Regions from separate parts of the Mus musculus genome. Here region 1 is linked to region 2. Evidence: chromatin loops called from intact Hi-C (ENCODE). Cell type or tissue: gastrocnemius. All regions are shown on one strand. Links, peaks and the distances in the headings refer to the core of each region. The heading gives the core; the rest is flanking DNA. Region 1 holds the start of D5Ertd579e (DNA segment, Chr 5, ERATO Doi 579, expressed). Region 2 overlaps D5Ertd579e (DNA segment, Chr 5, ERATO Doi 579, expressed).

Region 1 (8,331 bases), core at 151-8,150, 93 kb before region 2:
AGGTCACATAGGGATGAGTGGAGTGAAGCAGAGGAAAAGGAAGGGACGGGGAAGAGGAAACATCGAAAGCAAGGTAGGATCAGAGCTCTGGAAGCCTGGAGCTAATGCTGGTGTTTGGCTTACTGTGAATAGGGTACTGTTTTGGACCCCGTAGGAGGCTCATTTCCTTCAAAAGCAATCCTTGATGTCTGATACTCACGATTATTGTGAGCATTTTAAAGATGAGGATGGTATTAGCTTTCCTGTGGCAGTGAGGTAAGGCAAGTGGGGCCTGGTTTCTACCCAGTAACCCAGTTCATGCCTCCCAAAGCCCCTTGCTGTATAGATGGGGAAACTGAGGCTCAATCAGGGAGATTGGGTAAAGAAGATCCAAGCTCCGAGGAGGCTTGGCTCTGCCTTCAATTCACCAGAGTGTTATCGAATGCCACAAAACACCCTCCAACTCTAGCCTGTCATTCACCAGGCATATGTGTGGCAAACTCTGCCTCCGCTGGCGCCCTCCAGGACCCCTACTAAGGCTGAGAAGATCTGAGTCAAATCGGGGTGGGGGTGGGGGTGGGGTGGTTGTCATTTCCACCCACCCATCATGTGTCTTTGTGCAGGGGTCAGATAAGTGGTTTATGTCTCTGAACCTGAGATTCTCTCTCTCTCTCTCTCTCTCTCTCTCTCTGTCTCTCTCTCACACACACACACACACATACACACACACTGGCAGAATGAGAGCCAGAGAGCAAGAGAGAGAGAGAGAGAGAGAGAGAGAGAGAGAGAGAGAGAGAGAGCGAGCGAACAAACACAACTATGATGATGATTTTTTTTTTCAGAGATGAATGGGAGCTCTGCCACTGTTTCTTCTTTTGCTACTCTGTTTCAGCAGGGGCCTCTGGCCTCATTTGTGTTCCCTGGGGACCACAGCTATGGCACCAGAGCCGAAGTTATCCTGAGTTCACCTCAGCTGATCTGTAGGCAGCAACTTTAAGGAAGACACGTGTAGAGTGGCAAGTGGAAGGCAGGGTACTGCTGAGTCTGAGCTCTCCGAAAGAGTAGCCATAGAAGACCAAATTGCATAAATGAACCCCCTGGACAAGGACACCACTCTCCTGGAAAAAGGGTCTCAATGTGAAAACCAACACACAAACAAGATACTCTCAAGTATTGCTCAGAACTGGGACCCGAGAAACACTGCAGGACTGGGAAGCAGACTGCTATAAATTGGCATCAGGGAAAGTATATATGTATGGCTGACACTGGACCTGACCTTGGAACGGGAAGGAGCCAGCGAGGCAAAGATCTGGAGAGCCTGGGCAAAGGTTCCACAGGTGCAAAGGTCCTGAGACTGCAGTCCACACACCTTCCAGAGCTCCCGATCAGTACAGTCGGAATTGCAGGCGTTACTTCATTAAGACAAAGGAAACCACTTTCAGTCTTCTGTGACTTCCTCACTGCCTCCAAATCCTCCAAGCTACTATGATTTTTTTTTCTTTCAGGAAATTCTTCAAGGTTTAGTAATCAGTGGTTTATAAAAAAAAACCTGGCCTGTGATTGAGTAACAAAAGTAAAGTTTTTTGTTTTGGGGGGGCGGGGGGAGGTTGGGGAGACTGCCCAGTTAGTAAAAGCACCTGCATGAGTTTGGATCCCCAGTATCCACATTTAAAAAATAAGTGGGAGCAAGAGTGTATGCCTTTTTCTTTTTTTCTTTTCTTTTCTTTTTTTCTTATTAAGACAGGGTGTCACTATGTCACTATGACATCTATGTACATCACTATGTACACCTGGAACTCACTATGTAGACTAGGTTGGCCTTGAACTCACAGAGATCAGGAGGCCTGCCACTGCTTCTTGGGTGTTGGCACACTACCACACCTGGCCTAAGGAGTGCATGCCTTTAATTCTAGCACTGGGGAGGGAGCACAGGAAGCCCCCCCCCACCCCCCACCCCCCCCCCCCCCCCCCCGGCCCCGAGCTGGCTAGCAAGCCAGTCTAGCTGAACCTATGAGCTCCAGGTTCCGTGAGAGGCAATGTCTCACAAGGTTAAAAACCAAAACACACACACAAACACAAAAGACAGAGGGCTGATGAGAGATTCTCGGTGGGTAAAAGTTTGTTGCCCTGAGGACCTAAGTTTGATCCCTGGAATTCACACGGTAGAAGGAGAGAAACGGACTCTTGTGGGTTGTCCTCTGACCCCACACTGCGATCCATTAGTACACATCAATAAATAAGTCTAAAAAACATAAGATGGAGTGTGATTGATAACTGATGTTACCCTTTGACCTCCACAGGTGCCTGCCCACAATCACCCGAGGAACACATACACACAGATTATAGTCAACAGGATGGCTACAAAGTGGCTGTGTTATCTTTCCTTTCATATGTTTGCGATACTTTGTTACTCTTTTAAAACTGCCCTACTATCGATATGCCTTTACAGAAGGTACAGACTAGGAGACACTAATGTTATTATGGATGTATGTACCAAAAAATGTGTGCAAATTCTCCATATTTAGGGAAATGTTTCCCTGGTCTGTGCAAGCCTGGCTTCTGAGGTCCTGAAGATCCTGACACCATTTATGCCCACCTTCACTCTCAGATGACCCTGGATTTTCCACTCTCTCGCATGTTATATGAGTTTGCCTGGCTGCCCGCCCTGGAACAGGTAACCAAAAGATGTGTAGTAAATAAAACTGTGGCTTGTGACTCACCTCAAATGAACCCCGAGGCAACAAAAGGGGGAGCAAACTAAGGAAGGGTAAGACTTGGGTGAAGGAAAAGATCCCCGACAATAGAGCCAAAGGCCTGTGCTCAAATTCTGCCTCCATCCCGAGGCGTCACCCACTCCCCAGCCTGTTCCGGGTCTCTCCAGGAAGGCTTTACTTTGGGTTTCTCCGGGAGAGTGAAAAGATGTTTGTTGGAACAGTATGGATTCTATGAAAGGACAGTTCTTTTAGGTTCCTGACCTTGGCTTGCATACAAGAGTCCAGCCTACCTCAGCAGAAAAGTACTTCCAGTTCTCTGCTCCTCCCAGAAGCCTGAGCTGAGCTTGGGAACTCCGGGTCTCAGACTCTGAACCCAAGAACAGGGCCTGGTGCCTGGCGGTGCTCAATGAGTTTGATGAACTACATGCAGGTCACTCCCCTACGGGACCTGTTCTTGCCTTTGTATAGAAGGCACATCTCTGGCTTTTCTTCCTGGTACTTCTGACATCTACATCTGCTTTTCTGGAAGAGCCTAGGAGTCACATTTAGGGAAGGTGAGTAGGTGGGAAGAGGCTTTTGATTAAAAGGTTAGTGCACATTTTTGGCTCCCACTTCCGAATCTTCCAGAAGGTCTTTTATTTTTTGCCTACTTAATAATAACATAAAAAAGCCATGTCACTTTTTGTTTTTAATTGAAGTCTTTATGTTAAGCCGCCCACTCCAGCCATTCCAGGACATGGCGAAGAGGGGGCGCGGACAGGTGTAACGCGGGGGTTTGTGTTGGAAGGGCTCTGCAAAGCCGGGTCTCAGTGACCCAGCGGGAGGTCACCGACCCAGGAGCCCTCTCTCAGGGCCTGGTAAAGCTTCAAAGCCTCGGATCCTCAGGTCGGCCTCGTGGTGTCAGGATCTTCAGGACCCCAGAATCCAGTCCTGCGCGCCTGCTGCTCCCCCACCCACACAGCACGAGGGCGGAGCCCCGGCGCGCTGATGTAATCCCGGCGCCTGGGCGGAAGGATATGGAACGCGGCGTTGGCTGGCCGGGCGCTGAGGCTGTTGCCAGGTAACGCAGCGGAGCGGCTGCCGCGCGCCGCCTCCCGCCCTCCGCCGCCTGGCGCTGGGGCCGCCGCCGCTTTACGTAAGGCGCAGGCCAGGGCCGCCCGGCGCTCGGCAGCCGCCTGCAGCCCTCGGAGCGCAAGGAGAGGCGCCCACCCGGTAGCCTTGGCAGGTAGGCGGCGGCCGGGAGCGGGGCCGTGGCGGGTGGCGGGCCAGAGGGATGTCCGGCTCGAGGACCCCGCGGGCGGCGTGCGATGAGTGCGCACAATGGGCCGCGGCGGGCTGAGGCGGCCCGGCCTGAGGACAGCGGCCTCGCCTCGCCCCGCGCCCTCAGCTTTGTCCTTCGGCGGTCGGGGGCGGGCGCGGCGCGGTGAGTGGCGGGCACGCGGGCCTATGGCGCGGGGTCGAAGAAGGTGACGGCCGAGGGCAGAAGTGACAGGCCCCGGAGTCGCCGGCCTGCGCGCGCCACCGCCCGGACCCTCGCGGCCCGGCTTCCGGCCGGCGTCCCGGGAGCTCCCGGTGGACGCCGGGCCAGGGCTGAGCGCTTTGCGTAGAGGCCAGGACAGGGCGAGCAGTGGGGAGCAGACCCCGAACCTGGCAGCCCCTCCCTTCAGTGTTTGCCCTTCTGTAGACAAACCTTAAAGGTTTAACCAAGAAAAGTGAGATGGGGGATAAACGGGAGGGGGACATGCGACTCCGGAGTCATTTACTAAACGGGGTTCTTGGGTCTCATCACCTGCTTTGCCTTGTTGCCCAAGTAACTGACAATGCATTTTGCGTTTCTGGTTCTTGGCTTGCTAAGGAAACGGTAGGAGAGGCTTGCCGAGGAGCCGGGGACGTGCAGTTTGGATAACAGGTGATGCCATGGAAAAGCCTATGCAGTGAAAACCCCACGCAAGATTTCTGCCACCAGTATAGGACCCGTTGCATGACACTTTGTCGGTTTTAGAGACTTCAGATTTAAAAGAAGGGGAAAAATATCTGTCACTCTGCATTCTGAAGGTCAAATATTCGCCCGCAGATGTTTTGGGCTGAACCATTCTTAACTAGGTCTCAGGATCTTTATGACAAAAACCATTCTGGAACTGTGCATTTGAAATACCCATGGAGGCTTCTTGCAGTTGATACTTATTATTGTAGATTTAGTTGCTATTCTTGCCAACTGATGTACTTTTAAAACGTGTTCTTTCACAAGTTCATTTATATATCTCTATAATGTCCCTTTATCATATTTCCCCACTATCTTCTCTTAGACAAACATTGAATTATAATTATATATTAATGTGTGTGTTTGGGTGCATGTATATTTAACGCGTGGAGGCCAGTGATCAATATCAGATGTTTTTTATAATTGTTTTAAAAATATTTATTTGATGTGTATTGGTATTTTACCTGCATGTATATCTGTGTAAGGGTGTCAGATCCCCTGGAACTGGAGTTACATACAGTTGTGAGCCACTGTGCAGTTGCTAGGAATTGAACCCCGGTCCTGTGGAAGACCGGCCCGTGCTCTTGATCACGGAGCCATCTCTCCAGCCCTCAGGTGTTACTTTTGAGATAGGGTCTCACTAGGTAGATTAGGCTGGCCAAGTACTTTAGAGCTATGTCTGCCTCTGACTTTGAAATGCTGGGATTTGAGTCATGGTCTCTCACTGAACCTGGAACTCACTAGTTCAGCAAGGGTGACTGGCCAGCAAGCCTCAGGGGTCCTCCCATGTCAGCCTCCCCATCGCTGGGACGCCACAAATGTTTAATCATTTAAAAAGTAGTTAGGGCTGGAAATGTAGCCCAGATGAAGTCCGCTATTAAATTCTCAGAATGTAAAACAAAATAGGCCTTCAAATTGACTGTAACAGGTTTTATATGAGCCTATTTTCATTAAGAAAGTAGGAGAGTTTTACTCTTATTTAGTGTCATAGAGATACATGTATTGTTCTTTGAACATAAGGGTAAATATTTTTAACATGGCAACATTTAACAAGGCAAATTAAGAATTTTAAAGAATGATTGATTTGATATACAAATTATGAACATTTAAAAAAGAAACTTAATGGTGTTTTGCTTGCTCCCATTTGTTGTGTAGCTCCATCTGTGCCTGATTTTATCCCAGGGCTCTTTAAAAGTGTTGGACTTGCTCTTCTTCTTTTGTGTGGAAATGCACCAAGCCTGAGCTTTGCCCCTGTTTTTTTGCATCATTTGACTTGGAGCAGCTAATGGCCTCTGAGCTAGTTTTGTCATCTGTGAAATGGGAAGAATGCTGAGACCTGCCTTGCAGGATAGAGAGGCAGAGGGGGCGATGTGAAGTAATGTCATCCTCACTCAAGCTCTTAAAATGCCGCTTAGTGCTGATATGTCTGAGTCCTCAGATTCCCCTGCAGGCTGGAAGCAGTCAGTTGTCTTCAGGCCACTGTTGCTTTCTCTCTACTTTGCCTGGTTTCCAGGATTCTCTTTCCCAGACACATGGCAGCCTCTGGTCCTGCAAGCGTCTAAGCACCTGGGATTTGGAGCTTAGAGTACAGTTATAAACGCAGTGTGGGAGGTCCCTGGCAGTGCAGTGCAGTCACCCTGTCCTGGCCATCTCCTTTCCACATTACCTTGTAAGACTACCGTTGCTCTGATCACACCAAGCAGTTTCAGATGTTCTTGATTTATACTCTTTCTTCTGATTTGAGGGTCCCCCACTTCTGCTTTCTCTAGTTTCAAAAGATTCTTATAAGATACTGTATCCTCTCTGGAGCCTTTGGAAATCCCTCAGAATGAATTCCTTCTTGCTGTAGGCCCTGTGGATGGACGGCATGCTTTTTCTTAAAATGTTTCTTTTGTGGAAATTAAATATAAAATATTGCTTTCAAGAAGACTTATTAACTCGTTAGTACTGGATTGGAAAGACTGGAGTTACATTCCAGCCCCCCTCTTGCTTCCTGGGTCACTGTGGGCAAGCTTGTTATATCTCGTGACCTTCAGTCTCTGTGAAACGAGAAGTCTCATCTTCTGTATGTCTTTTGCTTTGTAGTGAGCTGGCATCTAGGGGTTGAACTCAGGTTTCCAGGCTGGCTTGGCAAATGCCTTTATCTACCAAGCCATCTTACTGGCCCTGAGAGCGGTTTTGATTACCGGATTTTTTTTTTAAAGAAAGATTTATTTTTATTTATATGCATGTATATGCATATTTTTCCCTTAGAGACCAGAAGGTGGTGTTGGATTTCTTTGGAGCCATAGTTCCGGGCAGTTGTGATCTGCCTGACTTGGGAGCTGGGATCTGAACTCTAGTCCTCCTGAAGAGCAGTGAGTATAATTACTTAACTGCTGAGCCCAGGCATCAGATTTTTCCCAGCTCTGTATTCATGCTTTTGTTGTTCCTGCTCCCCTCTTTTTTTCTTTTTCTTATAGTGTTCAGGATTAAACCCTGGGGCATCATGTATTCTAGACAAGCACTCTACCAACCCACTTACATCCCCTGCCCCTCTATGCACTTTTTAATCTACCTTCCTTGAATGCTTTCTTGCCTGGTTCCCCTGCTCTACCCTCTGAAGCTATTGCTGGCCTCTAGGAAAGAATGTACACTCTTCCCTTCACTAAGAGGCAGTATAGAAAGGGTTAAGAATGTACCCTAAAAGCACTGCCGCCTGTGTTTATTCTTTTAGTTATGTCTGAAACTATATGCCTTCTTGTACTTCACATGCCAGGCAGCTCCCAGAACACCCTCTGGGAGGAAAGTTCTGTTCTGGCTTCCGGTTCTGAGAACTCAGTCCATCACGACAGAGGATAGATATGGTAGCTTAGAGAACTCAACCTAACGGAAGCCAGGAAACAGAGAAAGACAGACAAAGGGCAGAGACAGACACACAAAGAACCTGCCTCCAGCCACCTACTTCTTTCTACTAAGTTTCACCTTCTGATGTTTTTAGCACCTTCAAAAATAGTGCCCTCAGCTGGTGACCAAATGTTCAAATAAGCCCAAGGGGCACATTTCAGATTTACAGCTTTCCACCCTGGGCCCCAAAATGTATTTGTATATTTACTCTATCTCAAGAGTCCCCAATGTATTATATTTCAACATTGCTCAAAAGTCCAAAGTCTCTTCTAAGACTTGAGGCAATATCTCAGCTATATGAGTTCCTGTAAAAAAAAAAAAAAAAGTTACACACACAAGGGCACAGAGTAAACATTTCCATTCTAAAATGTAGAACGGAATAGCCAGTAAGGATTGCATGGACCCATCAAGGCAAACTTTAAAGCTTGCTGCTCCTTGTCTGTCTTCTGAGGTATGTTGTAGGCTCCAGAGGGCTTGGGCAACCCTGCCATTTGGCTTTGCTGTTTGCATGCAGCCCATCTGAACTTTCTTGGGATGGTTCCACTCAATGACGTCATAGTGCAGGGACTCTCTTCTTATCACATATTTCTCAACCTCTCAGGCTTTTCTTTGAAATCTGGGTGGAAACCTGCTAACTCAGTATCACTTGGAAGGGCAAGGATTGCTGCCAGTTGCAGTTGTAGTGGCTCCCTGAGACCATAGCTACAGCAGCCTCAAGAGTACCTGGGTGCCTGAGCACAATGGACACATCCTGGGGAAACAGCTTCCCAG
Region 2 (8,331 bases), core at 154-8,153:
GTGGCAGCATTAGGAAGGCTGAGAACCATTGAGCTAGAGAGAAGGTGAGGAAGATGTCAGGGCCATGGAGTATCCACCCAACCTCCTGAGTGATCCATCTAGAAGCTGGATGAGTTTCAGACAGGTGCAGCTAACAGTCCAAGTCAGACCCCCATAGCTGTGCCTCAGAAGCTCCTCTGCATAAAGAGTGAGGACAGGAAGAGGTCTATCACCATGTAGCAAAGATGCTACTTCCTTGGGGATGATTTTTAGAAGCACTGCCTCAGTTTGGTTCACTGTGTCATTCGTTAGTAGGAGCCAGTTCCAGTTCAGCTCTGCATCTTGGATATGCAGTCTGTTGTTGGCAGGAGCCAGTGAATGGATATAATGCTTTTGTATGTGTATGCGAAATGCTGCATAGGGAAGCTTGGTGGAGACGAAATGGTAGCCAGCCTTCTGAGTGACAGCTGTGAGTTTAATCCTTGGGAAGCTCCCTAAACAGTGACAGTATGAAGTACTCTTTCTGTTGCCTCACATGGAGGCTATGCAGGAGGATAACTAGCTGTTCACCCCCTCGAAAGGATAGGCATTCCTGAAGCTTCTAGTATTAGAAATGGTTAGTAATCAACATGTGCTGCTCTGGACACTGGCTAACTAGAACTCTGAGTATCCCACGGGAGAAAGACTGTCTCCTTGTTGAGTTGGCAGAGGAGACAGGGTGTGTCCTGCTGAGAACCCTGCCCTGTGTACTTCTGTGTATATGTGTCTCTGATCAAAGTGCTGCTCTGGGGATGTATAAACACACTGGCTGCCCGTCCTGGATGTGTGTCTTCTCAGTGGGCCTGGAGGCAGAGCACAGACCACAGCAGCTGGGATTGGAGGAGCAGTATGGGGCGGGGCACAGGTAGCGTGCTGAGGAGTGTGGTAGAGACTGCAGAGGGCTTGGTGGTGTTCTCCAGTGCTTACTCTGGCTGTGGTGTGCTTGGAAGCTTAGTTGCTATTGGCATGCATTGTCCAGTCTCTGTAGAGTGAGCCCTTTGGGGAGCTGCACAGACTGTGATGGGGGAGCAAGGCTAGCTGGAGCCTTGTGCCTCTGTGGGTAACTGCTGGGTTTCGTTGCTCTGTTGTTGTCTGCATTTGTAAAAGGAAGCCATCCCTATTGGGATGATAGTGAGGAATAAAGATGCCTCTTCAGCAGGCAAGGTGCCTGTAACTGTAACCCACATGCAGTGATTGCTCAACAAACTATAGCTGTCACTGGGAGCATTAATAAGCCCATGGGATGAGCTCAGTATGATTCTTAGCCAAACCCCTGAGTGGAGGTGTGAAGATGAACATAGCATTTCTCAACCAGAAAAGAGCCACCTTCCCTTGCACAGTCTCTCTTCGGGCCCTGCTGTGTGTATGGAGTGAATGGGATGAAATGAGGCCACTCGAGCTCAGTGGCCTCCCAGCCGCCCAGAACCCATGTTCCAGTTGGTGGCTATAGAAAATGTTGCTGTACCTGTCCACTTCTCACATAGCACCTCTTTGAAGAGAATGATGTTGCTTCTGTTTTAAAGAGGTTGGGTATGTGGCTTGGAGAGTCATGTCACAAGTTAGAACCTGGCATCTATTATGGCTCTTGTCACTCCAAGCCAGGATTATTCAAGTAATGCCCAGGACTGATAGGTTATGAAGAATATCCACATGGCAAGCAAAGTCTGCACTTGGTGCCCAAGAGTATAGCACTCACTAAGGCTGGCCTTGTCTTCTGTGACTCGGGCACATGGGAGCCGGAGCACCCATTGACACCTGTGGTATAACACTATCGAGCAGAGATGCTAAAGGATCAGCATTTCTGAGCTCTGTCGGAGCCAGGTGTGAACTAGCTGGTTGGAGTCTCCATCCTTCTCTCTGACTCCATCACAGCTATCTTCTTCTTGGGTCAGTGGACAAGAGGCTAGGCTAAACCAAGACTAGGTTCAGCACAGGGGCTGTGCTCAGGAGTCACCTGGAAACTTCTCAGAAGGACTGATGGTCAATCTCCTGAGGCATAGGCTTCTCCAAGTTCCTTAGGTGGCTAAATATTATAGTGCATAGATAAAACACAGTTGAAGCTGCTGCTGATTGGATTCCTCCAACTCCAGTCCACATTGCCTTCTCATTCTGTGAGCCTTGGCTAACTGGACCATGAGCCTCCATGTGCACAGGTGTTAACAGGCCCGTGGGCATGCTGTTGAGTTAGAACAGGCCAGCTAGTGACCTGCTTTGCTTTCTCATTGGGCTGCCTGTCTGGAACCTCTGCTGTTCCATGAGCATATCTGTGGTGCATTGACCGTCACCCTCCACTTGACACTCATTCTTGAGAGCATGGGTCTTATAGTCTTTTCCCCTGTGGCCCAGGACCATTACATCATAGATCTGTGTAAATATTTGTTGAATTGTTGAGACAATGTTTTACAGTAGAGTATGCTTATGCTGGCCTGGTTTTTATTATTCATTACATACTTGTGGCTGAAGTTTTCAGCTAGTGTCATGTTTTCTCATACACTTCAGACTGGCTGTGCTTTCAATGACAACCTAAACCTCCAGAGGGTGGGGAGGCCTAGCTTTTCAGTGAGGTGAAACAAGGGTGTGTGTTTCAACTGTCTTAATTGAATTTCCCCCTTTCCCTCTTTTCCCTTCTCCATTCAAAATGGTTAAGAATGTTATACAAATGCCAAGGGAGAGAATGGTATAGAAGAATGTCCAGATGCTAAAGAGACACCCAGTCGTGAAGAGCGTCTGTTAGATTTTAATAGGGTAAGTGGACTGTCCTCCTCCCTTCCATTCTAGTCACACACTTGAGGGTCCTGTGACCCACCCCTGGCCCATGTTCCCAGATCCTGAGTGTTGCCTTTCTCCTCTTGGCCCTTTTTTTTGGATCTGCCTAACCCTAACCACAAGCCCCAACCATTTGCCAGACCTTCATGAACAGCCCCTAACGTCCCCACTGACACTACACTGCTGGCACAGGGGGTCTTAAATGCTGTACTAAGCTGTTGTTTCTTGTTCAGTCCTGGGCAGCATTTTCCTTCCAGTATACTTTTCCAACCTGTGTGGGACAGACCCTGTGCCCTTTCTGTGCTCTTGTGTACTCTCTGGGTGGAATCGCACCATCCCAGACACTTATGTCTCCCCAACATGCCTGTGAGTACCATGAAGGCATTCAAGACCTTGACCTACTTTTAGCTCAGACTCAAGCCTTCCACTGTTAGGCAAGTTAAGACCAGTGAATTGAAGGAAACCTGTTTTCTTCTCAGAGTTATCAATGTTAGCTCAAGCTCTGTAAGAATTTTCCAAAGCACCATATAGTGCTAATCCCACTGACTTACCAGTTTGTGTTAACATGTCCAAGCCCACATGTAAGGCCTCCCCATAGCCTTCCTCCCTCAGGGTCTCTCTTTACCTGTCTCTTCCTCTCACCTCTGCCCAGTGTCTGCCAGCCTGTTATTGTATCTCACCTCCACTTTCCATCCATTTCTTTATTCCACACCATCTTTTCCACTGCTACTCCTCAACAGCAGCCACAGCTTTTCTTGTCCTTGCGTCTGCTTGTCCTTGACAATTAGTGCCATTCTGCAAGACAGTGACCTAAAAACACCCCTGTGCACACTCATTCTTGGCACACTCATCTATTTGCAGAGTACAAAATGGAGGTATGTGGAGATGGAGCATAGGGCTGCGTACCCCAACAGTCTGGCTGTGGGATCCGTGCTCCCATGGCTGTGCACTTGGAAGGTTCCCTCCATGCCCGGAAGCCTTGTGTGCTTTGCTCTCACATAGCTTTTCTGTGTGTCCACCTTGAGCTCAGAAACAGGGACTGTGATGGGGTGATGCTAATGGTGGATATTGTGATGCACTGGGAAATAGTGTTAGTTGCTGTAACTGATGAAAGGGCTACCATTGCCGTCGAGTATTTTGGGGCTCCAGATGCCAGCCTTCCTATAAACACAAGAAGATGCTCTATACCACACTTGATGATCCTGGCACTGCTGTGCAGAGCACCAGCCGTTGCTCAGGAGTGCCACCTTCTGGAGCGCTCTGCCCCTGTTCAGAGTGCCCCTTAACCAGTATCCTCATGTCTATAGTATGAAGCTTTGTCCTTTGGTTTGTTTGTCTGCTGGAACTGTGAGCCCCTGTGCATTACCATGTCTGTTTACTTAGGGGAGCCTGGGCAACGCTTCATGGGCTACCCTGAACCAGGTATTCAAAGACTTGCTGAGAGTTAAGGAGTCCCATTGTCCTACCCTAGTGTGGCACATAGATTCTTGTGGCTAGATGTGCAGAATTAGGATTGGACCCTTCAAGGGCAAAGAAGAGATGCCTCTGAAACAGTGCGACTTCACGTTTTTATAGATTTCTATAGGAGATATCAGTGATTGCTACTTCATCTGTCTATGAATAGGATCAGCCTTTGGGGGGATTGTCTGATTTTTGGTGTATTGAAAATTGTTTCTTGAATTGTAGGTGTCTTCTGTTTATGAAGCAAGATGCACAGGAGAGAGAGGTTCTGAGACAAAACCAAATGGCCTCCACAGGAAGATGTGTTCCAGTGCCAGCTCTGACACGGGCGACACAGGCTCCGAAGCCGGCGGAGAGTGGGTGGGCCCCAGCAGAGAGGAGCTCTTCTCCCGAACACATCTCTGACCCTGCAGAGTAGTACCAGTCATTGAAAATGGCTGTGATGGGCAATTGCCTTGTGTGAGGCCTGTTAGTCTAAAGCAGCAACTTAGGTTTCTTCTTCAATTAACTGATCCACATCAGTGATTACCTTTCTCTTCTTGCTTATTTTAGCGTTGAGGACGGCTGTCCTGTTGAAGATTTGTTTCCAAGCTGTTAAGTTCTTGCTCTCTGAAGTAGACTAGACTGTGCTGTCCATGAGGAATGGGTGTGCATGTGCTTGTCCTAGTGCGTCCCGCTTCTGCATCGCAGCTGCAGGCCTCCCTCTGGCGGCTGTGTCGCCATCACCTTGTCAGCACCGTGGCGACAACCGCCACCGTCCAGAGACTCTAGCTCTGTTCTCTGAGCCAGGAGATCAGTCCTCCCCTGCAGTGGGTCAGGGCCTTGCTGAAGGAGGAGGGAAGCATGGTGACTCATCTGCAGGCTCATTCAGAAGATCTCATGGACATTGCTGTAGGAACACAAGGGTGTGCTTTAGAGACTTACAGAATACTGTGCTTTCTCTTAGGATTCCCCTAAAGTACCATGGAAGTTACTGTGGCTTGTGACTTTCTTGCTAGCTGAAGAAGCCAAGGATTTGAGGCCTGGGTTAGATGGGTGAGTTCTGCTACTGCAGTGTGTCCATAGCAGGCATAGTGGGGTTCTCTGAGCTGCCTCTCCAGTGCATAGTTGAGGACCTTACTTGTAAATTGTTATCTGGTGACGACACTGAACTTAATTCTCCAAGTGAACTTCAAAACATTGGACATGCAGTGAGGCCACCTCTTACCCCAAAGAAATCTTTGGCTGCTGCAGCTAGCTGCTCTCGTGGCTGTGATGTAGTGTAGCTTGTATCTCATTTTGTGTTTGAGAGAATGCTCTGGGCAAGTTCTGCTTGTGGGCTGGGGTTGGTAGAGGAACTTCCCACACACTTCCCTGTGTGATTGCTGTTCTGATTATCGACTCGTGGGACTTGGTGCAGCAGGCAGGCAGCAGGCCTCACACAGTTGCATCTAAGCGTGCTGATCACCTCGGATCTCTCTCGCAGCACTGCCACAGGTGCTAGTAGGGCCAATTGTGTAAAACCTAAACATCCAAAATGATTTTTCTCTTTTAACTAACTTGTTGTTTTTAAAAACACCTTGTCTGTGACATGAGCTCAGCATGTCCAGAACATCAGGAGTAGCGGAGAGGTCTTAAGTAGTTGAACTGGCCTCACCAGCAAGTGGGACGGCACTGGGCATGCGTGTGGCTTCTTAGCTGGGAGTGGAGCTGCCCCTCGGGCCTTGCTGGTAGTACTTGAGTTTGTTGCCTGTTTCTCAGGAACACAGGAAACACCGTGGAGCCTGTGCAGGCACTGTCGTTCTGGCTTGCTGGCTGGGGCCTCTTGCCATCTTAGGGTCTGTTTCATACAGCACATCCTGACACTGACAGTGGTGCGTGTGCGTGTGTGCATGTAGAAGGGTTCATGTTGCTCTTATTTATTTACAGGTATCAGATACATTTTATGTATTTTTTTCTTCTGGAGCTTCCTAAAATCTGATTAACATCTGCACTGAAATATAACCTATCATCAAAGGCAAAAAGGATTGGAAGTTGTAAATTCCTAAAATCAATGCCATCAAGATTACCCTAGAAATTGTTGCTATGACCAAATGGATTTCATACTCAGCCATGAGCTTGGGTGACCTGGACAGCCAATGTTTATCAGGAAAAGGCTCCAGGTGGCAAAGAAGCCTCCCTCCTCAGCTGTGGTTGTGGGGAGAGGCCCCCCACAGGGGATACGGTGGGTCATCAAAGGCAAAGGGATGACTAGATTCTGTATTTGGTTTCTTTTGTAGTAAGTGGCTGAAGCTCAGAGGCTTTGGTACAGAATTAAAGTGTGGTTTTAGTTTCTTGAATGGATGATCACAAAAAAAGCATTAAAAAAAGTTGGCAAACGCTGAAGCGCACTGTGGTATGAAGCGCGTTGCACATCCGTAGCACTGAAGTATCAGCTCCGTTCCTGGGCTGATTTTCCCCCCGTGGTTGTATTGTTCTGATTTCACGTACACCAGAGTAACTGATTTTTTTTTTGTTTTGTTTTGTTTTCTTGTGGAGTTAACACCAAATAAAAATTTCAAAAAATGTTTGTTGTTTTTATTTATCATAGCAATCTTTTAAAGTGAATAAGCAGCCTCTTCTGAACTGAGAAGAACAAGAGAGAGCCCGGTCCTTGCCTGAGGACAGTCAGCCTCCCAGAGCTGGGAGAGCAAGCAGGTCCTGTCCCTCCCTGATAGACAAGTCTTCTTCGTTGTGTTTTATTCTGGGAGGGGAAAAAGTCTCCATGTTAATGTGAATAGAGTCCATTGTACACAGAAGTCAGCAGGATGGCTCAATGGGAAAGGTGCTCACTGAATGGAGCTTGATCCCCGAGATCCACGGAAAGATGGAGACAGAATGACCTACAAAGTTAGCCTCTGACTTCTGAATGCATGCCTGCCATGTACTGCACTCACACACTTATGTATGTACACAGTAACACATAAACACAATGTGTATACACAACAACAATAAACAACCAGTCAGTGTTTGAACAAGAGTAAAAGAAAACTTTGTAGGTCCCTGTAGGTACCCTGTAGATACCTATCTCTAGGTCTGGGTGCCCACAGGGGCACAGCCATGCTACAGACTTCCTAGGCTGCCCTGCAGTCCGAACTGAGGCTTGAAAGCCTGTTACCCAGCAAAGATTGAGCAGAGGCCTCATTGACAGGTAGAACATTCCTTTTTGTCTCTTTGATCTCCTGTAACTGACACTGAATTTCCTAGCTCAGTGGGGGACTAAGGACATGACATTCTTCCTGGGTACCAGCAGGCACATCCCATGAGGTGGCTAAGCCCCTTTCCCTGTTGACTTGCCCTGAGCCCAGATGTGCCCACAGGTTGTGTTGACTGCCCCCTCTGCTTTCTATGTGGTTTCTTTACAGACTGTCAGCTCAGGTGCTTTACAGATGCTCTGCCTGCAAGAGCAGGGACAGTGCTAAGTAGCAGTTAGCCAGCCTTCACCTGTACCTGTCCTTGGGAATATGACCATCCCAGCATTCAGAAAGACCTCCACCTCTTGTCTAAGCAGCCGGCCACTTCTGTAGCCACCAGTGCTCTGACACTGAGCATCCTATGGTGGGTTCTAGACATGTGGTAAGTGACCAACTATAGTTCCCTGCAACCTGCTTTCCCCCCAGGAGCCTAGGAACAGAGAGCATGGCCCAGACCTTGAAAGCTGCTCATTGAGTGCTTACTTGTTGAAAGCACCAAGACCAGGAAGCCCTGCTGGCCCAGCACTGCCTTGCACTGTAGGCTCTTGAGTATTTTCAGAATAGTCAGTCACCTCACATGGTCAGGCTGGCAGTCACTGGAGCTGACTGCTCCAGTGACACTGATGGCACCAGCTGGTTCTGGGGCTCAGGGTTCTAGGTATAAACATTCCACATGGCCAGGAGGAGTGAGAGATGGTATGGCTACCAGGTGCTTGTTCAAGATCTTGCACCTGCCCTCTGCAGTCCCAGTGGCTTTGACATGCTACAACTGCCTCATCCCAGTTCATGCAGTGTGAGGGGTTTGGTCAGGCCCTGTAGCAAGAATCTGGTCAGCTCAAGGCCCTAACAGGCCATACTCAGTGGCTCCTCTGGT

Evidence for each region. Peaks named below come from ENCODE experiments on the same cell type or tissue, not always from the same donor. Only the 100,000 strongest peaks of a DNase experiment are listed, where the experiment ranks them.
Region 1: a loop joins it to region 2, with 2.3 times the contacts of the local background. A loop is called at or near these places in 14 of 42 quality-filtered maps.

What each region holds. Positions count from the first base shown.
Region 1 is chr5:36,691,442-36,699,772 of GRCm38, reverse strand. It overlaps D5Ertd579e (DNA segment, Chr 5, ERATO Doi 579, expressed), which reads left to right and starts at 3,752. Exons shown (of 9, transcript NM_001081232.3): 1 at 3,752-3,918. Gm32725 (a long non-coding RNA gene) reads left to right here. Exons shown (of 3, transcript XR_868354.3): 3 at 822-1,539. In gastrocnemius, for the core only: a CTCF peak has its summit at 4,210; DNase peaks (open chromatin) are centred at 3,068, 3,719, 4,096, 4,551 and 1 more place; H3K4me3 peaks cover 3,027 bases; H3K27ac peaks cover 5,889 bases.
Region 2 is chr5:36,598,943-36,607,273 of GRCm38, reverse strand. It overlaps D5Ertd579e (DNA segment, Chr 5, ERATO Doi 579, expressed), which reads left to right. Exons shown (of 9, transcript NM_001081232.3): 8 at 2,666-2,763; 9 at 4,471-6,789. The coding sequence ends at 4,650. Among named protein-coding and RNA genes, the nearest start is that of Tbc1d14, 21 kb to the right of the region's middle. In gastrocnemius, for the core only: a CTCF peak has its summit at 4,035 (motif pointing left); a DNase peak (open chromatin) is centred at 4,024; H3K27ac peaks cover 474 bases.